Linked DNA regions of Homo sapiens: all the other regions are linked to region 1. A link is a loop called in an ENCODE intact Hi-C map of the cell type or tissue named here. Cell type or tissue: heart right ventricle. All regions are shown on one strand. Region 1 overlaps SLC4A4 (solute carrier family 4 member 4). Region 2 overlaps SLC4A4 (solute carrier family 4 member 4). Region 3 overlaps SLC4A4 (solute carrier family 4 member 4). Region 4 has its middle 70 kb from the start of GC. Region 5 overlaps SLC4A4 (solute carrier family 4 member 4). Region 6 overlaps LOC124900712 (a long non-coding RNA gene).

Evidence for each region. Peaks named below come from ENCODE experiments on the same cell type or tissue, not always from the same donor. Only the 100,000 strongest peaks of a DNase experiment are listed, where the experiment ranks them.
Region 2: a loop joins it to region 1, with 5 times the contacts of the local background. A loop is called at or near these places in 37 of 110 quality-filtered maps.
Region 3: a loop joins it to region 1, with 8 times the contacts of the local background. A loop is called at or near these places in 37 of 110 quality-filtered maps.
Region 4: it touches region 1 in a loop (6-fold over the local background); 35 of 110 quality-filtered maps call a loop at or near these places.
Region 5: it touches region 1 in a loop (2.0-fold over the local background); 5 of 110 quality-filtered maps call a loop at or near these places.
Region 6: a loop joins it to region 1, with 2.2 times the contacts of the local background. A loop is called at or near these places in 22 of 110 quality-filtered maps.

The regions. Positions count from the first base shown.
Region 1 is chr4:71,227,885-71,231,884 of GRCh38, forward strand. The region is part of intron 1 of SLC4A4 (solute carrier family 4 member 4); the gene reads left to right. Among named protein-coding and RNA genes, the nearest start is that of SLC4A4, 43 kb to the left of the region's middle. In heart right ventricle, a CTCF peak has its summit at 2,029 (motif pointing right); a DNase peak (open chromatin) is centred at 3,367; H3K4me3 peaks cover 1,176 bases; H3K27ac peaks cover 2,582 bases.
Region 2 is chr4:71,545,698-71,549,697 of GRCh38, forward strand. It overlaps SLC4A4 (solute carrier family 4 member 4), which reads left to right. Exons shown (of 26, transcript NM_001098484.3): 19 at 653-831; 20 at 1,951-2,023. Among named protein-coding and RNA genes, the nearest start is that of GC, 240 kb to the right of the region's middle. In heart right ventricle, no CTCF peak of the experiment used is centred here; no DNase peak of the experiment used is centred here.
Region 3 is chr4:71,551,548-71,555,547 of GRCh38, forward strand. It overlaps SLC4A4 (solute carrier family 4 member 4), which reads left to right. Exons shown (of 26, transcript NM_001098484.3): 21 at 3,593-3,661. Among named protein-coding and RNA genes, the nearest start is that of GC, 230 kb to the right of the region's middle. In heart right ventricle, a CTCF peak has its summit at 2,267; no DNase peak of the experiment used is centred here.
Region 4 is chr4:71,712,136-71,716,135 of GRCh38, forward strand. No RefSeq gene overlaps it. Among named protein-coding and RNA genes, the nearest start is that of GC, 70 kb to the right of the region's middle. In heart right ventricle, CTCF peaks have their summits at 1,649 (motif pointing left) and 1,850; no DNase peak of the experiment used is centred here.
Region 5 is chr4:71,443,383-71,447,382 of GRCh38, forward strand. The region is part of intron 8 of SLC4A4 (solute carrier family 4 member 4); the gene reads left to right. Among named protein-coding and RNA genes, the nearest start is that of SLC4A4, 260 kb to the left of the region's middle. In heart right ventricle, no CTCF peak of the experiment used is centred here; no DNase peak of the experiment used is centred here; H3K27ac peaks cover 544 bases.
Region 6 is chr4:71,182,428-71,186,427 of GRCh38, forward strand. It overlaps LOC124900712 (a long non-coding RNA gene), which reads right to left. Exons shown (of 2, transcript XR_007058133.1): 1 at 2,154-4,000; 2 at 1,261-2,028. It also overlaps a transcript of SLC4A4 not described here. Among named protein-coding and RNA genes, the nearest start is that of SLC4A4, 2.8 kb to the right of the region's middle. In heart right ventricle, CTCF peaks have their summits at 1,955 (motif pointing right) and 2,155; a DNase peak (open chromatin) is centred at 1,957; H3K4me3 peaks cover 474 bases; H3K27ac peaks cover 320 bases; H3K27me3 peaks cover 239 bases.

The sequences.
Region 1 (4,000 bases):
AGAAAATGTTGGAAGGACAAAGTATTTGGTTTCTGACAGAGGAAGGAGACTACTGTATTCTACAATGGAACTCTGGTCAGAAGCAGCACACGGTCTTTGTGGAAGCACGTGAAATGGTCCATTAAAAATATTAAGGAGCATGTGAGTGTGAGTGTAGGCTAAGTCAGGGAATGTCCTGAGGAGTCATGAATGAAGTCCTCCTTTCAGCACTTCATACCCTCCCCCACAGCACTTTCTCCCTTCATCTTTCACCTTCCCTGGTCTCTGAGCCTTTTCTCACCCCAGAGTCTCCATTCTCCTATCAATTATTTTCTTGCCCTTTGTTGCTGAGCCTGCTCCAGCCTTTCAGAAGTCAATCAACAATCTGAAGACAGAGTTTAGGAGACTTAGCCCTAGCATGGAGAAGATGGAAAGGGAGAGTTTGATCCTAATAGTTTGAGGGACAGTTTATCTGTGGTCTCCCCAGTCAAAAATCCCGTGCATTTGCTCATGAGACAGAATCATGACCTCTGGGTCTGTAGGAGTATTAATACTCTATTCTCTGGGCCCTAGGAACTTTATATTTGACTTAACTGAAACTGGTTGGATTTATTTAGGAAATTATTTAATTCCCTAAACTAACTTCTGAAGTGGTATAAGCTCATTTTAAAAGACACTGAAGTGAGAGGTTAGTTAACTTTCTAAGCTTACACACAAAGTGTGCATCTGGGATTTTGTATTCAGTTTTGCCTGATTCTGCATGTGTGTTGGTGGACCAGCTGATTGTACCTGACCACCATGTAGAATAATGTTTCTAGGGGAAATTAAAAAACAGAGTTACAAATGAGCTTTTTTAAATTGAAAATTTTATTGAGGTAATTGTAGATTCAAATGCGTATTTGAGAAATTATACAGAGAGGTTACTGGTGCAGAAAAGCTCCACTTTGCCAGATTTTCCCAAGGTTAACATTTTACAAAGAGGTAGTATAATGTCATAACCAGCATATTGGCACTGATACAATTCACCAAACTTTATTCACATTTCCTGTTTTACTTGTACTAATTTCTCTCTCTCTCTTCTCTGTCTGTATTAAGTTCTATACGATTTTATCACCTATGTTGATCCATGTATCCACAGATAAGATACTGAATAGAGCCAACCACAGGGGTCCCTCGTGTTACCCTTGTTAACAACAAATACCTCCATCTTTAACCCCTGGCAAACATGAATCTGTCCTAAATCTGTCCTTCATTTCTAAAATTTTGTCACTCCATATAAATTGTATAATGTAGTTTGTAACCTTTTGGGATGAGCTTTTCTCACTCAGCATAACCCCCTGGAAATTCATTCAATTTGGTGTGTGTATCAATAGTTTGTTCATTTTTCTTGCTAAGCAGTATTTCATGGTATGGATGTACCATAGTTTAACCACTCTCCTGTTGAAAGACATGTGGATTAATTCTGGACTTTTCTACTATACTTAAAGCTGCTGTAAACATTCATGTACAGGTTTTTGGGTGAACGTAAGTTTTTATTTCTCTGGGATAAGTGCCCAAGAGTACAAATGAACTTTTAATACAGTTCATAAATCCAGAATTAGATTTGGCGTGATCTTGCTCTGGGTTGCATTTTCACCTTTTATCCAGTTCTCTCAGTCTGATTTTGTGTGGGGCTCTCACCTATTTCCCTCTGGCCCTGGGCCTGTGTAAATTTCCAGGCTGATTAGGGTGCTCCTGAGCTCTGGGAAGGAGATTTGCTTCGCTTTGTTGCTGGCTGATCTCCGGGAGTCATCACTGCTATCAGTCATGCTTGTCAGTTTTGCCGCACCGATGTCCCTTTCCCCCAGTATGGATGTCCAGAGCTCCAGCGGTCTGCATAGTTAAGTCAGCAACTGTGTTCTGTCTTACTTCCTGTGGGAATGAAAGGCCTTCTTAGAGCCCCTGCGAAGTTTTTTTTTTTTTTTTTTTTTCCCAGCCCCTGTGAAATTTTAAAAGGAATGGTTGCAGCTTTTTCTTGCCCTTTGGTTCCCTGTAGTGAACACATGTTGCCAAAAGATGGCAGTGCACTTTGCAGCCACTGAGATCGCTCTTCCCTGTCGCCTGGGGCTTAGAGAATTGTGTCTTGTTCTTTATGTGTATGTTGAAAATGTGCAGAGCAGATTTTACAAAACAACAAAAGCACCAATAAAATGCTGTGAAGTTTAGAATCATGAAAAAAAAATCACGTTTGCAAATGGTTTATAATGGAAATAGTCCCCCACTTCTTAAACATGATTTGAATAGGGAATAGAACTCAGAAATGTGTGTATGAGTGTATAATTTTAGGTGTCAGTACTGATTGTTATATTCTGTATAGCTCCTGAAAAAGACCTGTGAAATGCTGATTTTTGTCTTTCATCTGATCCAAGATTAGCCAAGTAACAGGCCTGCTTTTGAACTCTGAGACTGCAGTCCTCAAGTAAAGGCCCTTGTATACACTTAGTTTTCATGGCAAAAATGGCTAATAATAAAACTCTTCACTTGCTAGCATTGGTCACTCCCCTGTGTGCGTCACTTTGGTGTGCGTCTGTGGGCATGTGTGTAAAGAACTGTTTAAACATTGGCTATGCACCAGAAAGCTGTGTGAAGTGAGAGATTATGGGGTTCACCGGATGTCATAAACAGACCAAGCTGGTGAGGATAAAGTGGGATGAGTTGAAATACAAGATTAGCTAATAAACTTTAAGCTGCATGCACGGAGAGAACCAGTGATATTAAACTCTGGTATGGGCATGTTAAACACTGGTGCCCTGCTGCTCTCTAGGGTGCCATCCCCGATGCCTTTTGGGATGGAATCAAAAAGCCCTGCTATGAACTTGATCCATGTGCAGCATCGTTAAGTGCAGAGCAGGCTGTGGAAGAGAGTGGGCTAGCTCTGGGATTGGGTATACAAGCTCCGGAGTGGATCCTCTACACACCAGCCAGTGTGTCAAGGTTGGAGGCTCTGTTTCACTTCCCCTGAGCTCAGTACCGCAGTCGCTTTCATCCTACAGTTTACAAAGTAGCTGCAATCCTGGGTGGCAGGGAAACAGGTGGCTTCACGGTAAAGCAGCAGGCTTTTTGCTACTGCATCCTTTGGCAAAAGCTTGGGCTAGGAGGAGAAATGTGCTGTGTAAAGTTTTAACCCTGAAAGCAGATGCTGTTACTATAGAGACAAGTGAAATGCTACAGTGGGAGGCGTAACAGGGGAGGGATGGGAGAAGGGAGGTGGGAGGGCAAGTAAGGCGAATCTAAAGGCTAGCACACTCCAAGACCTTCAACCTTTAGCAGCACTGTGACGGGGCAGGCTTGCATTCTGAAACTTGTGTGCTGGCGGCCTGCCACGTGCTGACTGGCTGAGTGGCAGCTGCTTGCGCTGTGCGGACTAGCTGGTGAGCACGTTGGCAGTTGGCATGGGCTCTGGGGGTGGGAACTTAGAGGGGTGGAATGTAGATGGGTGCTCAAGACCCAATGGCTGACAGTTTTGCACAAATGTTTCTCATGCTGGGCTTAAGTCACCCTTACGAGCCTGCTCAGTGATTAGGACCGGCTGGTGAAAGCCGGTCCTTTTGGCAGTAGATATGACATGTGTTACAGTTAAATCATTGTGGTGTCCCAGAATAACAGAGAATAAGAAAAACCTTGCTTTGGGTGTGGACTTCTGTAGAAAGGGTATAACTTGTACGGTCAGAGGCCTGGCTGAAGGAAGGCATTATTGGCCCTGAGTGGATTTTATACTGACTGGTGTGACCCTTATCCCCGTGATGCTGGTGAGAAGCTTCCAAATCTATTCTGAACTTTGCCTCATGCTGGTGATGTGAGCAACCCAGGGAGCTTTTTAGAAACATGTTCTTCCCTTTCTTTGTTTTCAGCGAATGCAGGTTGTGTGAAAGGAACTTTTAAGAATGGGTTTGAGGGCCTGATTAAGGACTGGATGAGTTAATTTCTTCCTATTGATAGAAGGAGGAACTAGTTGGGTCAGATGGTTATTTTAAAAGATATC
Region 2 (4,000 bases), 320 kb after region 1:
TAGATTGTTAAACATTTACTTTCACATATTATGAAAGCTGAGAAATGGCCTACATACCTTCTCAATCTTGCTTTCGGATCCTTACATAAGTTGAGTACTGTCTAGATGAACAGCATACTACTCAGCGCTGTCCAGTAGAGAAGGCAGGGTGCCTGCTTTCAAGGTGCTTATTATGTTTATCTTAACAAAAACAACCAGTACCACTACTGCCGCTATCACCATTTATTAAGCACCTATGACATTAACAACTACAGTTTAAATTGCTACAAGATGCTTTGCCTGTGTTACTTCATTGAATGGTCTTAAGTCCTCTATGGAGTGGGCATATATATCTCCATTGTTCTGATTAGAAAATTGTATACAGATAGGTTAGGAATAAACAAATAATAAGTGTATCTTTGACTTAAGTCTTAAACAGTTATTCAACACTATAGTACAGAAGGTCTCTACCATAGCAGCTATAAGATGCAGCTGTGTGTTTAATTGCTAGGGGGAATAATACAAAGAAGATAAAGTCCCCTCTTTCAAGGAGTTTAACTTACCAAGCAAAGCAAGTCAGTTTCCTTTGGTCATCTTAATTCCCCTCTGGAAATATGACTAGATAGCGAATATGAGTCTTTTCTTCACATGGTTTTGTTATCTCTTTCTACAGAAAGGAGCAGGGTATCACTTGGATCTCTTTTGGGTGGCCATCCTCATGGTTATATGCTCCCTCATGGCTCTTCCGTGGTATGTAGCTGCTACGGTCATCTCCATTGCTCACATCGACAGTTTGAAGATGGAGACAGAGACTTCTGCACCTGGAGAACAACCAAAGTTTCTAGGAGTGAGGTGTGTTAACTCAGAGGAAAATGGCTCCCGAAAACACACTGTGCACACATCTATGTGGCAATCATAAGGATATGGGCAGATTTGGAGGAGACAGGGCTTGTGATGATTAATTTATTCCTATATTTTTTGTTCCAGAAAGGACTAAATTTTCATCAGAGGTTTCAGTGATTTTTTTAGTTTACTCCTCATGATATATCATTTTCATGGATTTCCAAAAGGCTAAATGTTGCAATATAAAACTACAACCAGATTACTTTTTTTCAACATGCAGGTGATTTTGGTGCTGCAGTGTTTACTGTATCACAGTCATATGTGAAGGCCCTAAAACTCTTGAGTCTGCTTATGACTTTTAAGATTCTGTAATGGGAAAGGTATTCTTATTTTCCAATTCATTTTCTGTCCCCATAAACACTGAGAAACTTTAACCTCCAGACGTTCAATTTGGGTAGCTGTGAAGGGCAGGAGTAGAAGGTTTTTATACTCTGTTGAGCACTTTTTACAGCAAACTCTGCTCATAAGTGCTTGGGTAGAGAGCTCACATGACAGAGCCATCGTTTCCCACGGCAAAACAGTGGGTGATTCTTTTTTGGGGTGGGGAGGGGGTGTAGGATGGGAATTATATTTGTTGAAAAGTACTTTTGTTGTTGTAGATTTGGAAATTAGACTGATGTGATTTATTGTGCTAATGAAATTTCCTTGAGCTGTTTGTTAATTGGAATATGGGACAATGTAATATCTGTCTCCTATGAAAGAAGGTGTAAGGGTAATTACACAAGAGGATAAATTGCTTTAAAAAATAAGGTCTTCAAAGAGTCCAGTAATTGATGGACCAAGAGCAAGTGATTTTTCTTTCTTGATTCCAAAAGGAGCAAAAAATTTAGCAGGATTACTTCTTTCTTCGTGAATTCAAATCACATATTGCAGTCACTTTAAGAGATTTTTTTATAGTTACGTTGGGTTTATACGCTATCCTTGAGGTATTATTTACATGATATCAACACCTTTGTTGTTTTAGCCAAACATTGATTTTGTCAATGTGTAGTTTTTTTGAAGGTGAAAAGACAAGAGCATGTTTATGAAGACAAGAGGTAGATTGGTAATCTTTTGATTTGGTTTCAGGGAACAAAGAGTCACTGGAACCCTTGTGTTTATTCTGACTGGTCTGTCAGTCTTTATGGCTCCCATCTTGAAGGTAAATATGTGAAACATTCACCTCTTCCTTCTCAGAACACTGACATATAATTGGACATGTGAAGAGTGAAATTCCTCATGAGATATTTGCGAGATTCTCATCAGTTCTGTAACACACTGAAGCAGGGGTCAAGTAGAAAGAGAGCTTTAAATAGCTTTTGTCTTGATTTCCTTCTCACTCTTTCATCCCCTCCCTTATCCTTAGTTTTGCAGTTATTTGATTGAACTATATTAAATTAACAATATCCAAACTTTCTGATCTGTGAAAATAGTAGTTTCATGCAATTGAATCAGACTGATCTTCTCCCCCTCCTCCACACACACATTTTTTATTCTCCTTGTCTTTTATACATTCTTTCTTCTATCACCTTCCATTTGCTTGTATCCAAATCTTGTCCCTCTTCCCTCATTAGGCTCCTAAATAACATGAGTGATGCAGGATAACCATTTTGATATTTTTCGACTATTCTTAATTATTACTTTGTTTCTATTTTATTTGAATCAGATGGCCTTATAATTCACAAAGGTAAATTAGAGTAAAATTACTGACTCATAATTAGAAAGCTTTAGAAATGAACTTTTGAAGAAGAAAAATTATATGATATTGGTTGTTTAGAAAATTAGGGGTCAATATATAGGTTTATTGATGGGTTGGATATCTGCCTAGATAGATAAATGCAAACTGTATGTGACAACCTATTAAGAAGTAAACTAAAACTAAAAACTAAAGAAAGTTAGTGTATACCTCTTCATGAAGTTTCCAATTTTCTTTTATGATGCAAACATTTTATTTTTTTCAATCATATAAACATGCTTGCGAATTATTGATAGTTTGTATCTTATGCTTTATACTACAGTACAAAGCATGCAATTCACCCATGGACCTAACAGCTATAAACAACCACTGTTAACGATATCCTTCCAAATTTTCTCTTACAATTTTTATTTTTAAACATTTTAATTTTAAAGGCTTTTAAAATGCTCATATAATTACATAAGTAATGGGGCAGTACAATCTTCTGAAGAATTCAAACAATATAGAAGTACACATAGTGAAAAGCAAAAGCCCTCTGTTCATCTAAAGTTAGCAAATTTTATGTCAGTTGCCAATCAGATGAAATTGAGGAAAGTGGAACTGTAATATCTTTGATCTGTAAATAAGACTAAGATTGCCTTCAGGGTATTTAGACTGATGTATACAGTATGCACAAAATACTTGTTAAACAGTTAAAATATGTAATTATTCATCTTTTTTCCTTGGTTTCCACAATGTCAATGAACTGGTTTAATTAATTTCTGACTGGATTCATGAGGAAATATGTATCTCATCTTAGACAAGACATTAAGATTAAAAATAACCTCAGAAAAGTTGTTTCTGACTATGTACAGAGGGCTGTAAAAGAGTACAGAGCTTATGTTCTGCAGGGACAGAGGGAAACCTTTTGTCACCTTTGCCAGTGCAAAGCAAGTTATGGGATAAGTGTGAAGATGTGGTGACTTTCACAGCATTGAATCTGCTGCCAAATGCTTTATGTTCTTCCGTTATCCTATAGGCACCAGCACATCAGCTGGTGGAAAGCCTAATGACAGTGTTACCTTTTAGGCAATGGAACCTCATCCAGTGAGATCATTTTTAGAGAGTTCACTGCAGACAATTATGAGCCCATGTTGTGAGAAGCTCTCCTGGAAATGAATTTTCCCTGTGGGTTCCTTGAAGGTGGGCTCACTTCAAGTAGGTGCAGAGTTTCTTTTATGAGCTCTCTTTGTGCTCAGTCACTAGTGAGGGATAAATGGGCAGAATCTTTTCATCAGTTCTAATTTACTCATCGCCTCCCCCATTTTTCTTTTATTTTTATATTATTTCTTTTCATTAATACAGTATAAAATCCTAATTCAAAAAAGTCAGATGTGTTTAAAAGTTCCTTTTGTGTGTATATGTTACAGCAAATTGGCTTTATTCCTAGAGAATCTGACAGTT
Region 3 (4,000 bases), 320 kb after region 1:
AATTTATTAATGACTTACCAGGTTACAAAGTTCGTAAATAATAGAGTCAAAATGTGAATTCAGGCAGTTCTGACATGAAAGCCAATCTCATAACCCTCAGGGTTTACAACCATTTAAAACAAAACATAGTACTTGCTCTCAAAGAACTCATTCACTTTCATTTTCCATGAGATGATCTTCTCCAGCTTCTTTGATCCAACTTCCAGTCCTTTCATGTGCAGATAAATACAGCATTTTCACAAACTCCTCATCATACCTCATTCCAGTTTCTTCAATGACTAGGAACCAGATTGCAAGTCAGTACTTCCTTATCAGCTTAGATTTTCAAGATTTAAGGGAATTAGGATATTATTTGAATAACATGTTTCTGAATATAGTTGTTACTGCTGAAAGGGCAATATAGTAGAACTTAAATAAGACCAGGGCTTTGAATCTGACCTTTGCAGCCATTCTTCTGGTCTGTACTCCTGCCATTTTCCACCCTGACCACTGAGGACCAAGGAGAGTTCTGCTGGGCAATTGCAGCAGGCTTCTTGACTTGCCAGTCAGGTCTTCATGATAATTATGACATTAATACCTCATTTATCATTTATTATCTATTCAGAATGAGGCCCTGGACTAGATATTTTATGTGATATACTCTTTATCATACCCTCTTTTAAATGAGAATACTGAGGATAAGAAAAGTTAGTAATTTCTCAATGTTACATAAGTAGTAGGGCCAGAATTTGAAACTAGGCCTGTCTGACTTTTGTGCCCATGCTCTTAATCAGGATCTCGTTCTGGATTGTACATTCACATGTACACACACACACACATACACACACACATACACACACACACATACAGTGACGATTATTCTGCTAGAAGGTCTCACTGCTGTACTGAATTCTGGTTGGACAACTACACTCTACCCTTATTTTTAAATTTACCCTTTTCTCGTTTACTCTTCTGGGAATATTCAAATACTATCAGCACATCAAAGGGAGGTATAAGTGAAAAAGAGTAGAACTGCATTCACCAGAATTTGAAAAATTTGGTGACATGGTCTGAGTATGTTAACTCCTATTTTGATTTTATCTCAATTATTCCATCTGCTTGTAGGGTCAATACTTGATTTCATGTATGGTAATCTTATTTATAATTATACTTTTGTGCTTTCTGGGTATGATTGGTTATCCATAAAATTTCCTTTACATAATTTTATCATTTGGCAATTCTTGATATGCCTGTATGGTATACTTTGTGCTGTTTATGTTTTAATTACTCCTGTCTTGCTTTGTAAAAATATCTACCTACTATTACTATGTAAATTATACTGGTTTAACTTAAGATGGAGTTCCATCTTCTTAAAATGCATCTTCTCTTTCCTCCTTTGAGAAATTTCTATTGCAAGAAATGATTATTTTGTGATGAATTTTTAAGGATTGACCTCCTGTGACCCATGAACTAAATCCAATAAAAAGTATCCTCTAACCCAATAATTCTGTCAAGTTTCATCAAGTTTTCCATATTGGAAGATTTTTATTGAGATGTTGCATTATCATAAGGAAAATGGCAAATTTCAAAAGACATATTTTTATCACATTGAAGTTGGCCCAAAGTCAACTTAATAGCCTTCTTTATATGTATTATTTCCTTTTCAACAAAGAATAACTGTTTAAAAAACATCTTCATATCTAAAGCTATTTTTCTACCCACAACCCATGCCATTCTATGTTACTGATACCTTCTGATTTTATTTTGTGGTAGATTTGGTGATATCTGTAATAATAAATTCACAGAGAATGGAACTAAGCACCAAGGCAAAAGTGTCCTTCACTTTGACATTAGAACCACATTAGAAAAAACATTTAGCTAAGCCTAGCTGAGGGATGAGGATGAGGCCAGGGATGGTCCCTTTGTGGTGGCTTTCTTTCAAGCAAGAAAAATGCTTTACCCAGATTAAAAAGGAACTACTGCAGGAATTCTAACTAGTTTTCCATGGTTGAACTATACTTCTCTTTTCCCTTCTTACTTTTCTTTCCTTCCAGCTGCCCCACCCCCACCACCCACCAAATTGAAAATGAAATGACAAGAAAGAAATATGGGAGATGTTTAAAAAATGAATCAAAGCTATGCAATGATCCTTCTCTTAGTTTTTTTACTTTATGGTACATTTATACACAAGAATCACAAGGAATAGAAACATGCACATTGCAAAATAAATGAAGGCATGTGTCAGAAATAAAGAGGCTTGAGTGTGATGTGTTCACCTCTTTGTGGTGACTGTTAGGTATTACAGCTTCCCCAGCAGGAACATCATCCCTCCTACCCCCGTCAACATTCTATGTCACTTTTAGTTTTTTCTGACATCAAGAGCAAAATTAGCTACATTAAAATTGTTAGTCTTTTTTTGAAGAAGCATTTGATGTTTTGTATATATAAATAAGGATATTTATTTCATATAAATTTAAGCATCCCTATGGCTAGCCAATAAAAATTGGAAATATTTGTTACACATTTTAGAATTTACTCATTCTCTAATAGTGGCCAAAGAGTCTCAGATATGGAACTACTTTAGGCAATCACAAGGAGAGGCTGATAGAAATTGTGCTTCACTTAGTACGTGCAGTATTTTTAAAATTACTCTAAAGCCATACTATGTTTTCTGGTTACAATAGCCTCCTTTATGTGGATTTGGTAAGATTGGCCTTAATTGACTTGCGGTTTTAGTATTTTAGCTTTGAAAAATCCTGAAATTACTTGAACTTCTTTTCAAATTCTAAGGTTGAGAACCTTTTGTTTTTCAAACAGAAGACTTCCCAGAAACAGAATCATCCTTGATTTGCTTAGTTTCCTCAGTACTAGGGACATTTCAAAGGTCTAGGAATAGATACAGTTTACAGACATCACTTCTCCTTGTTAAAACACTTTGTATTAATATAAAATATTTTTTGCTAATGCATGAAAAGGTATTAATTCAGTTTTAAAAGATGTGTATTAATCCATGTGTGTAATTAATTGCTTCCAAGTGCTCCAAGGTCCTTTCAAGCAGTTCTCTTTAGTTAGTTCTCATAATATTTGCAAGAAGCGAGGGGATAGTCTTTTGATGTTTATTTTATTGAAAGAGGCATCTATATACCAAGCTGATAGACTATTTGGCAAAAATTATTAAGGACAAAAATGAACAGACTATATTGAAAGGAACTTGATCTCAAGAGTGAGGCAACCATCTATTAATACCTCTGTTTCTGTCTACCTCACAGTCCATAGAAGCATCTTGTTTACATAGTTATTCCTTTTCAGGGTGAAGGGAAACATAACTTTTCCTCCATTAATTAAAAAAAAGTTATTAGTAAGGTCATGCATGCTCACTAAAAAAACAAGCATCCAATGAAAATTGAAAGTCCATTATACCCTTCTTCATTTATTTCTATTACAAAGAGTTTAGAAGTTCATCAATTGACTAGTAAAGCATACTAGTTAGAGGTCACTAAGTTATTATATCCTATATTTTAGTTTTAGATTTAGCCTTTATTTAAATGATTCCTCTTCATTCCTCTTTTTTCTTGTTATCATTTTTAAGTTGTATCCATTTTTTTCCTTCTAGTTTATACCCATGCCTGTACTCTATGGTGTGTTCCTGTATATGGGAGTAGCATCCCTTAATGGTGTGCAGGTAAGTTTTTGAATAGCAATGTAAGTACAGTAGTGTTTTTCTAGTAGTAAGAATAGTCCAGTAACAGATCTTTGAAGAAAAGTGCTAATCATTATTAACTGCTGAGTTTTTAAAATGCATTTATTTTCTACTTCACCATTCACCTGCTTTTCATTTCTGGTTTAATCAACAAGTTAGCCAGTATTAAGAAAAGTTGCCATACATACCCATTGTTTAAATAGGCTGTTAAAAGTCATTTAACCAAGAAAGCAAGAGGCTATAATCTTTCTTTTCCTTCCCCTTACCCATCTTTATCTCCTTTTTACTGTCTCAGGAAGGATACCTAACTCTTTCTGTGTG
Region 4 (4,000 bases), 480 kb after region 1:
GGGTAGCCACACTCTTTTCTGACAGCCTGCGGTCTCGGAGTGCTCCTGAAGTGTCTAGGTTCTTGTTTTCATCTCTGTTAGCATCTAAGGATAAAGGGTTTGGGGGTATTTCTAGACCCCACTCATTCCTGGTTCTGGTTTCTTATGATCTGCTCTGTCTTGAGTGTCTGGGCTGCATCCCCTGCTGCATTTGCCCTGGCTTGGGCCATATTCTCTGACTCACAGCTCCCTATCAGCACTAATATTTTGATTGGGCTCACCCTGTTGCACAGAATAAAGTATCAGAAAGCACCTATACTGCTTCTGAAGAAATGCTAAACAATAAATTATTTAAGAAAAAGAAAATGGAGAAATATGTTGTGGTGTTTGGAAGAAAGGCGTGGGGCAAGTAAGGGAATGGTTCCTGGTAATAACTATAGTTAGTTTTTGCTCTGCTTTTTTACCTTAATTCTGCTAAGTTATCATATCAAATATTTTCAAAAGTGGTGATAGCTAATGAGGGCAGAGGAGCAGGGTGGAGCTTTGGAATTTTATTTACCTCAATGATTTGGTGCCTCTTGCCTCTGGCCTCCTTGGCATTTCAGGTCTTCAGGGATTTAAAACAATACTTAAGAGAACATGGCTACTGTGTTCAGATAATATGTAGTAATATTTTTAATTGAAGCAATATAATTGATAGCTGTTGTAATTAAACAGAGCCAATTAAAGGAGGAACCAAATACTTTGGCTTCTGCAATCTAGGTTCGGTATCTTTAAGAGTTACTGGTCTGTGTAGATTTTTGCTAAGATTGGAAGCCCACTGTGTTTACCTGGAGGCCTTCAGGCTGACTCTCCACTCTTTGAGGGGCATCTAAGTGAACACAGGCTGCAAATACAGCTCAGAGGGCTCTTAGATGGCCCTGTTGAGAAATTTTAGCAAAGATGGATTAAATCAAAAGACCTAGGTTCCTTCTGGACTTACAGATCAAGGATCTGGAAATTTTTACAGCATCTTAGACTGGAGAGGATTCCATGAAGTGTTTCTGGGCCCATGGCTGTTCTGTGCAGTCTCTGAACCAGTCCATAGCCACTGGCTTATGTATACAATTATTAGGAGAGAGGAGTGGTGAATGATCTGAGGGCATCCAAATGGCAAGGGACCAAATCATAATAATTTAAAAAAATACCCACTGCCCAAAATAGTTGCTAACATTTATTAACTGTGATCTTATTGTGTGAACATTTATTGTGTGATCTTATTCAATCATTACAATACCCTTTAAGGGATGGACACTATTATTTCCCCCAATTTTTAGATAAGGAAACTAAAAAATATTAATTACTTGATGTCTCATAGACAGAAAATGGAATTTTTCTTTTTGAATGGCTCAAAGTAAAAAGGAGGACATTACTGTTTAAATGTCTTGTTTTTTATTATGGTAACAATATGCAAAAAGTTTTAGATCTGCAAGACTCCCTTTGATTTTATGGTGGGAAATCAAAAACCCTGCAATACTCATTTTCCCAAGATCATGCAAGTAGTAAATGACAGAGCTGAGAATAAAACTCATGATTTTTGACAAACAAGGCAAAGAAGTCCTTTTCACTAACTTCTTGATGGCAGAATTTAGAAGGTTATGGAAGTGGTTGGAAGCCTGCCATTATACAGTAACCAGAAATTTGCTACCACCTAGTGGGTCAATTGAGTAATTTACATTTTCAAAAGCAGTTTCAGATATTGCATATTGAGCAGCATAAACATACACACACACAAAGAAGGAGAATACAAAGAATATGGGGTGAATAGGGATTTTGAAGATTCTCTAGTCTATTGCCAACATTTTGCAGATGGGAGCGTTTGAGTGTGAAGAATTGACAGGCTTCTCCAAGGTCACACAATAAATATAATGGAGGCAAAACTGGGAGTAAAACTCCAGTCTCTTTGGTTTTGGTTCAGTGTTCTTTTCCTCTGGTACTCTATAAATAGGAAAGAAAAGGTTCTTTCAGTTAATGGAATCCAAAATCAAAGTATTTGCCTGAAGTATTTTGAGGCTTTCAGCACACATATATCATTCAACTTTCTATTTTGGCAGTCAAGTCTTGGTTATATTAGTGGAAAGGAAAATGTTTGTATGTAATAGGGACATATATCTGTATATCCATATTTATATACATTTATGTTTATATACCTGTACTTATAATTATACCTATACTTATATACCTACACTCAGAGTGCTCCTAAAGTTGCTAGGTTCTTGTTTACATTCCTGTTAGCATCTAAGCATAAAAGATATAGGATGTTTCTTGATGCTGTATCCTTAGATACTAACAGGGATGAAAACAAGAACCTAGCAACTTTAGGAGCACTCCAAGACCTGAGGCTGCCAGGGGTGTTGAGGAAACCAGAAAAGAGTATAGCTATCCCCTTATTGAGTCAACATTAGGAAATACGTCTGCTAATATTGCTCATTCTTATTCACTGAAAGATGCCTCATAACCTCCAAAAAGGCCTATAAGATAAAAGTAATTCTTAGTCTATTTATCTTAGGCTAATACTAGAATAAATTTCCATTTCTTGGGCACGTAATAACTTGTGATATACTGGAAGTAGGCTGGATGGCAGTAGAATGCTGTTCAGTATTTTTTTAAAAAATAGTTAATAAAACAGATGAATAGACTGTAAATAATCGAGTATATATTGTATAAAGTATGCTTCATGCCATTATTGTCATAGTGGTAAAGGAGTTTTATAACAAATTTTAAAGAAGCTGATTTCAAAAACATTTTTATTTCTATTTTTGATAAATTTATTTTGCATATGAAATAGCACATAAGATCTACCATAATACACTTTTAAATATTCTTAAGAACTGGTTTGTTGTATCTATACATGAAATGGACCATTACTTAAAATGGTGGGTCCTTCTTTGTCACATTTGTTAGATTCTTTCTTAAAACAATCTATCTTGGGAAGTAAGAACTGTTTGACTGTGTTCTTTTGAAAGACAGCAGGGGAACTAGGGCAGAGACAAACATGGGCTCCTCTCAGGAAAAAGCAGTCCTTTTTTTTCTTGGATGATTTCTAAAATGTCCCATATGGAGATTTTAGAGAATTTCTTGGTTTTTCACCCCTTTTTTACATGCTCTAGGTATGCTCCTCCAAGACACTCTCATAGGTGGAAGCCACCATCAAGCATCTTGCCATCTTCACTGTACTCATTTGTCATCATCTTCAATTTTGCAGGATTGTAAACACAGTGAAAAATTTCAATATACATTCAGTAATTTTAAAATGACAATGAGAGAAAGAAAGAAAGATAGAAAGAAGGAAGGAAGGAAGGAAGGAAGGAAGGCAGGCAAGCATTAAAACTTTTAAACCCAAACAAAAATACACAAAAGGAATCTGGCTGCTTGTTTGGATACATAGGTAGAAAAATGTCTTTCTGACCGAAGCAAGAACAATTTCCTCCATTACAACTTTGGCCATCATTTAGATAAGCTGCTTTTCTTTAACCACTATGCCTAATAGGCAGAGATAGGGCAGGATCTAGTTGAGATCCACCACCATCATTTAACTTGTAGCCAATCACTTAATCTCTGTATGTGTTAGTTTCCTAATATAAAACTGGTGTAATTATTATAGCTATCTTACAGTTTTTTTTGGTGTGTGTGAATATGACATACTGCAGTTAAAGTGTTTAGAACAATGTTTGGCACATAGTAAACAATTTTAAGCTATTAGAATAACTAAGAATGGGTTGCAGTTAGTTTTTTTTCTTTTAATTTTAAAAAAATTTTTGCATACATAGTAGTTGTATATGTTTATGGTATATATGAAATGTTTTGTTACAGTCATGCAATGTGAAATCATCACATCATGAAGAATGGAGTATCCATCCCTTCAAGCATTTCTCCTTTGTGTTACAAACAATCTAATTACACACTTAGTTATTTTGAAATGTACAATTAAGTTAGTATTGACTATTATTGACTATTATAGTCTCCCTGCTGTGCTATCAAA
Region 5 (4,000 bases), 220 kb after region 1:
CAAGTAATCCACCCGCCTCGGCCTCCCAAAGTGCTGGGATTACAGGCATGAGCCACCGTGCCCAGCCTCATTCATATTTTTGAGCTATATAGGGGATGAATGTTCTTCTTATACCATTTTGCAGTTGAGAGATGAAGGCAAAGGGAAGATTCAGCATCAGTGCTGGGAATAGAACTTTAAATAGATTTCTGAATCTGAGACAAGAGTTTTAGGGACAGCCTAGGGAGATTCTAGAAAAGATTGGAATAAAATGTTTTAGGGTTCTCTTATAAAGAAGAATAAAACCCTAGTTTGTGCTTTTCTAATCTTGATTTGCACATGTAAGGTAATTGGTTATTAAGTAAGCTCCAGACTGTTAAAAATTTAGAATGTTTACCCTCTTAGTGGCACTGTAAGATAATATATATATGTTACAAATAATTATTTATCTAAAAGAAGTAGTTTGTGATTAATTGTCAAAGCCATTAAAAAAACTTAGAGGGATTGGGATGGAGATCCTGCTAGTTCAATTTTGTCACATCCACCAGTTTAATTGCTAGCTGCTATTAATATTTACCGCATGTAATGCAGTTGGTTATGGTGGGTTTGTGGTCCTCATGAATCCATTATGGAAGCCACAGTTTAGCCACATTTTCCAAAGCTGATAAAGATGAATAATGGGTTATTGAATTCACTGTTGTTTTGAGAGAAGGATATAAAGGATTGGTACATGCTGAGTTTATGCTAGAAATAGCTGTGATGTATCAGGAAAGAGGGGGGTGCATATCTTTTCCGAAAACATCAAGTGGTTTAGGAAGGCTAGCTCCTTTTCTCATATTATGCTCTGTTTCTGCTTATAATTATTTTGTGAATGTGAGTATAGGCCGTTGGTTCCGGACACAGATTATTTGGTTAATACATCCTTTTGTTGTGGAGAATGCTGGAGGCATCTTCCGCAGGCATAATTAACTATATGAAAAAACTCAGAAAAGTAGAAAAGGGCCTCATGAAGATTATTCAGATAACTAGACGCTATTAAAAATTGTAACTCTGACTTATTTATTTATGAGTGAATAAAAAGAACTTAGTAACATAAATTAATGCTTTTTTTTTCCAAGCTGTCAAAGTAGGCTGTGCCCTTGCAGCCACACAAATGTGATGTTTACTCTAATTTGTTAATAGAGAAAAAAGCTTCTGGATAAAAATAACATCTGTCCATTGACAAAAAACAGCTTGGGTCATGAAAGGAGTTTTCAGTACATTATAAAAGCTGAGTTTGGCAGGATGTACTTCAATCATAAAAGTTGTAACAGCTTTCGCTTCTTTGAAGGTTAAAGGAGAGAAAACATATTTCAGGCAGAGGGAACTTCAACTTGTTGGATTGTTTTGTGTTCAGTTTTCTCGGATTTCTCATCCCATTTCAATAATGCAGTCCAGATTAGAAGCTTCTTAAAGGTGTCCATTCCTCCAGATGACATTTTTGGCTTGAGGTTATGTTTCCTGCTGCTTATGAATGCTTGGATTCTCTCTATTTATCATTTTAAGGAGGCAGATTTACTGAATTATTCCTGATTGGAGTAATGTGAAAATTTTAACTGGTATGTCCACCATGTTGGTTTGGCCCTTGGTGTTATTCCATTAATGAAGAAATACCTTCTTTAAAAAATAAAAATTGCATTACCCAGGAAAGAGGAATACTACTTTTATATCTGTGTTACTGAACCAATATAATTCTCATATATTGTGTTTATTGCTATCGTGTAGACACCATTGATCTGCTGCTTCCTTTCATTCTTTGACTGGTTCTATTTAGCAGAGAACAAAGAGTAAATATTTTATAGAAAATGTCTGTCCTCGTCTCATAGGATGTAACTTGGAGGCTCCATTACTCTATCAGCTATTGGAATACCCACTGCCTGCCAAAGTTTATGTTTGAGGACTATTAATGACTGAGAATGTTTTTTCACTAACTAGACAATGTTTTGGCTTTGTTGCTATATAGTCAACCTGATAATTAACTCATTATCAGTGTCAGTTGATAAATACATTTCCATAATATGTATTTGTAAGCTATAATCATGATGGAGGTGCTAGGGAGAGGTAGGAAGAGATACAGAGTGTTTGGAAAAGTTTTGGATATTATGCATTACTGAAAAGTTAATATTTAGATACATGAAGATAATAAAAATGGAAGCAGAAGAAATCTATTATTTAAAAATGTACTAAGGATCCAGGTGTTAGATATTTTCTCTTGTGGCACAGCATCTGCCCCTTTTCACCTAAACCCACACCCTTATTGAATTGAAACATGACCATCTGTAGTCAGGCAAACGAAATTGAGAAATGTGACCAGTACTTATGTTTCTCAATGGGATTAAAGCATTATTTTGCTTTAATCATTAAATATATTTTGTGCATGTTGCACTCAAATCAGTGATCAGTCCCTTTAGAAAAATACACTTTACAGTCCTAAAGAAGCACTTTATAATACTATACGTAGTGGCATATAATTAGGGGCCAGCTTCGAAGGGACAAAAGTTCTAGTGTCAATTGAACTTCAGTGTTAAAAGAGCTGAAATTCAATTCAAATAATGACTTCCTTCATACTTGAACAGACTTTGGTGCCTGCTGATTGCTATCTACTTTGGTAACACTTGAAAGTGAGTGTGCTGCTTCACTTCAGAGCTGGTTTCTAAGCAAATAAGTACTAAGTGGTTTTATGGTTATTCTGGTATAAAACCTGAGTATTCAAACTTTCAGACACCTTTTTACATTCTTCATTTCTGGGATTTTAGAATCCCTTTTGGGTTGAATTTTATGATAAAAAAAAAGTAATTATACATTCAAGGGCATTTTGGAACAGACCCAAACATTTTTTAAAGTATTTGCTGTCAATCCTTTTTTATTTGAAGTGAGGGATATAAATAAGTAAGTTAAAAATAAAATTCTGCTGAGCAAAATGGCAAGCTGTTTCTGGTACCATAAAAATCTTACCTAAGATTTCTTGTCCCTGGCTAAGCATCCAGAAGTGACCCAGAGTGACCTATGGAAGACTTATGGAAGTCATTTTTGGACTTCTGTTAAATCACAACCTTGGTATATCAGTTGGGCAGGTAGTATTAGGCAGAAATATGTGGTGAAAAGAACAGGAGGTAAGAATGCCTATATATCTACTCTTTGTCATTTACTAGGCACAGATCTTGGGCTCTTCCATTAACCTCCACCAGCCTCATTTTCCTCACCATTAAATGGGAATAGGATACTTTCTTTACTGCAGAGGGTCATATGGAAATGTAAATAAAGTGATGAATGTGAAGTGCTTTGGAGGCCTTATAAGCTGGGCAGGCATATGATGTTATCATTTTTATTGTCCTCATTATCTCCCCGTTAGGTGATACATGATCAATATCAAGGTGGGATTTATCCCACGTCACCTTTTGTAGATTTTTTTGTAAATTTTTTCTTACTCATTTACTCATCAGATCCCCGCATCCACAGTGCCAACATGCCACAGGGCAAAGGCCCTGTGTGATAAGTGAGGGATTTTTTCCAACTTGGTTAGAGGTGAACCTAAGTGGGGTTAAGTTTGTTATTGTATGTTTCAGGACCTGTTTGCTATGAAGCAATGTTTTGTGCATTATGAAGAAAAAATGTTGGTAAATGACAAGAGGACACCCACAAAATAATTTTGACTGTCTGTGAATGATGCTTTATTTTGAATTTCTCTCATATTTCTCTTCCCTTACTTTGGCTGTCACCATGTGGCTTACTTGTAGAGGACTTGGTTTTTGCTGATTCCCAGTCACTTCTGAGTAGACATATTTCTTAAAAGTGTGGAGACGATCATCTGTCACTGCCCATATTGGGTAAGGAAAAGTCAGAGAAATGTGAAGATGCACTAACTCTTTCTAGTTATTGTGCTTGATGGGTTTGCTCCAAAGATTCTGAAAATCAGTAGAAATGGAGAGAGAAAAAAAGTTTAAAATAGAAAGATTGAATGACTCATATTAAGCACTTGAAG
Region 6 (4,000 bases), 45 kb before region 1:
GTCTCCAAGATAGGCCTGGTCTAAAGAGCAGACCAGTGGGATGTGAACGGTAATAGGCCAGTTGGATCTGGTGGTCGGTTAGTCCATAGGGAAACCTGTCTCCAAGCAATGGAACAGCTGAATCCGCATGACTTGGTCCATAGGCCAAAAAGGAGGAACAGCTTTTAAGTGGCCTGCTATGTAGGCCCATTCAATTCCCAAGGAGGCAGGAAGCCAGTGGGATACAAAGGAAAAAACACCTTTCTGTGTCTGGGAAGTTGCTAGTCTGATCACGTGTATGTACATTTCACACACACACACACACACACACACACACTCTCTCTCACATTATGAGAGTCCAAGGGCCCCAAGAGTCTGTTCTGATAGAGAAGTCTAACATAATTCTCTACCACCGTACCTAAAACCAGACCAATCTTTTAAATCAGGGGCCTGGGTTTTAGTGGCTTAGTAGCTCATTTTAAGTTTTCCTTCTCCTTCCAAACAGAGAGGTCTGTGTCCTGTGTTATGCTGATCTATGGGAGAATTCCTGCAGGAGGAAGGGGCTGAAACATTGGCCTAAGGTTATTAAACAGAGCTTTCGTAATAAATATGTTGATACCATTTCTGAAAGATTTGCATATTTCTCTATCACATATTGTTCAATTTTATTAGAGGAAATCATTCTGGTATCCTGTTGGAATTGCTGAATTTTGGGGTATTATCTTAAGCTCCTTGATTTTAATGCTGTGGGAACTGAGACTCAGATTGAATAACCTGCCTTCCTTGACATTAACTGAGATAAGCTCCTGTTTTCAGAAGTTAGAACCCTCTACTGATAGTTGACTTTAGGCATGTGTTTTAAAAACGACAGTTGGATATGGTTGAGAGCTCAGTTGCTAAAGCTGTGAAGCAACTTGGGACACACGTTTAACCAAATAAAATTATTTTCCCCAGCTCATGCTGTGCTGACAGCTTCCAAAAACTGTGTTCACCTTCATTCTCTCCTCATAAAAAGGGGCTACAGGTATTTTTAAACCTGGGGTTTGAGGAAGAGAATGTTAATTATAAATCTAGATTAGTTGAATGTATTCAAGAATTTGCCAGACTGAATATGAATACTCTTGGAGTGTAAGTGAAACAAAAATGAGGCCTTTGGTGACCTATTATCTATCGATCTATATCTATCTATCTTTCATCCCAGATTGGTTTTAGAATGAGAAGAACAAAAGTTGCTTTTTCTCATTTCTTACTCTTACACAATGAAGTGGTTAACAAAATTGATACAGAGTGACAACTTTAATGATCATTCTGTTGCAAACAACTACAAGTCCAAACAAATATCAGCACAAAGAAAATCTCTATTCTGTGTAGCAACATGTTGGTCAGACTTTCGCCAATGAACCACCTATTTAAAAAGGACTTGATATTGACAAACATCTCTGATCAGTCTTTGACGTTTATAGTAACAAGCTATAATGTTATCTCCTACCACCTTTCTGTTTAGGCCCCAATATGAAATGCCTATGAATGTTATAATTTTGTATAACTCCAGGAGAAACATCCAACAATATTTTTCACCTTTTTTCCCAATAGTGAAAAAATCCAAATATAATAGTTATATTTATGGATTCTGCTCTTTGTTGAACACAGTGCTTTACAGACAACATATGGTGACAAGCCATCACTCTTCCTATTTTATGTAATGAGGAAACTTAAATACAGAGTCTTTAAGGACCTAGTCAGTCACACAAATACTGAGAAAATTCTATGCTAATAATCCTATCTGCAGGTCACATCGGCACCTTACTTTCAATAATCAACGCAGGGCCGATCAATTGCATTATTCTACTACATACAACTTCTTGTTTTAGAATCAAAGAATGTCATGCCTATAAGCGACCAGAAATGCCTGGACTACCTATTCGAAAACTTTCATCTTCATTCTTCTTAGAGACATTATGTCGTCATCACCTGCTGCCACTAGATGGTGCTTGTCATCGAAACAAAGGTCCTTCCTCCTTTCTGTTTTCTTTAGATGCCTATTAGGACCTTGGATGATACGAAAGAAATTTGATTAATAAGCTAAGTACTGGGCTGGTATTCTAAGAAGTCCTTTAGTACAGAGAGTTGTTGATTAAAAAGTAAACAAATCATTATCAGTAAAGCTTACTTACACCATTTTTCTAATTCCATCAGTTTTTCTGCTCATTCTTCTTGTCACCAAGCTGTGTGAACCCCAAGACAAAAAGAACTAATAAATCTTTCTTTGTGCTTATGAGAATCAAGAGACATGGCACAAGTTTTAGGAGAGGTGAACAAAAATCTCAGGATTCATTGTTATCACCCGGAAAAGCAATCGAAAGTGATCACATGCAGAGTTTATAAGAAAAATTAATCAATGACCTTTCAAAGGAAAACACGTATATCTCAACTACTGGACACTAATCAATAGGAAAGGAAATAGAACACTCTTTTAATTGTGGGATAGCAAACATCAAGTAATGAAAATGATAACAGAGGTTGTCAACGCTTTGCCAAAGACTCTTTTTCTCATTAATTTAAGACACATACCAAATCTCACCTCTATAGTACTCTCATTGTCTCCCTGCCTCCCACCCCACAAACCAACTTTATGCTCCTTTTAGGGTAAATTCTTGCCAATCTTTGTACTGAAATGCCTTCAGGAGTTACCTATTTAACTTACGTGAAGGAAAGTTTGATATATTTTGCAGCAGAATGCTTGAAAAATGTGTTTCTTGGACTTTTTCTTTCTTATTCACCAGCACTGAGTGTTCATGGCTGCTTCACGATTATAATGAGAAATTGCCAGCTATGTTGAAATACATAATCCACAGTGTGAAAAACTGCTGAACAGCAATGGCAAATTTTTAATACAAAAGTGACTTCCCTTTGCCTGTTAGCTTACTTTGCGGTTGCTGATTCTTGCTAACTGCCTGCTCAGGGAGTGAAAGTTAATTTTAACATTAGCCTAGAAACAGAACATAATCATTTAGGTGAAAACTTTAAAGCTAAATTTTTGTTTTATCTTTGGTTTTGAGTTTCCCATGAAAAATTCCCAGTGATATATCACTGCACTGGGTTATGTAGAATGTGTGAACATATATGTGAGCCAGATGTGACAACAGACACATGACAGTACATTTTAATTTCAGACATCAGATTGGCGTGTTTCCTTGTGCCTTCTGAGCATTAACTAAGGATTTTAAAGATAGAAACTTTTTAAAAGACACAGGCTCCATACCTGCTTTCCAAGCACTGGTGAGGCACCATGGATCTCTGGATCTCTTCCAGTTTTGAATACTAGAAAGAAAAGCCTCTGTCCTCAAATTATTTCCTCCCTACCCTCATTTTTTTTTTCTCTTGGAGGTCCTATAAGCTATAGCTTTGTATTGAAGAAATACTGGGGACCAGGAGCAGTTGGTATGTTAAATTATTTCTCTTGAGCTTTATGCATTTTGGTGGCTACTGTTGAAAACACAGTTTGGTCAGTGATGTCCACATACACATTACATATAATATGTATTACTAGAAAATGATATACACTTGCATGATATACCATGTGGTTGCAATCCATTAAGTGACTACTCTCTAGCAGTACCCAGAACAATAGATGGTGTGTCTGTGCTGACAGTCTGTTCATATCTTAATGGTTTACTTATGATTCAATAGTTTACCAATGGCAATGGTGCTGGATCACTGATATATTATTTGCTTGGCAAAGAGTACTTGAACCTCATTATTAGACTTAGGAACAGAATAAATACAAATAATCACTTTGCTAAGGCTGTTTTCCTAACTCCCAAGGAAGACAGAAAGGCATCAGTGACATAAGTGAAGGACACAGTTGACAACCACGTTATCTTCAGACATCTTTTGTTAAAGGTGAACAATTACTTAATACTGTGTTATGGCAGCACTCTATACGCCCCAAGTTTTATAAAGTAGAGTCAAGAGTGATCTGAGCTGGGAAACTCACGCAATTTTAGTTCTGCATGAAAGC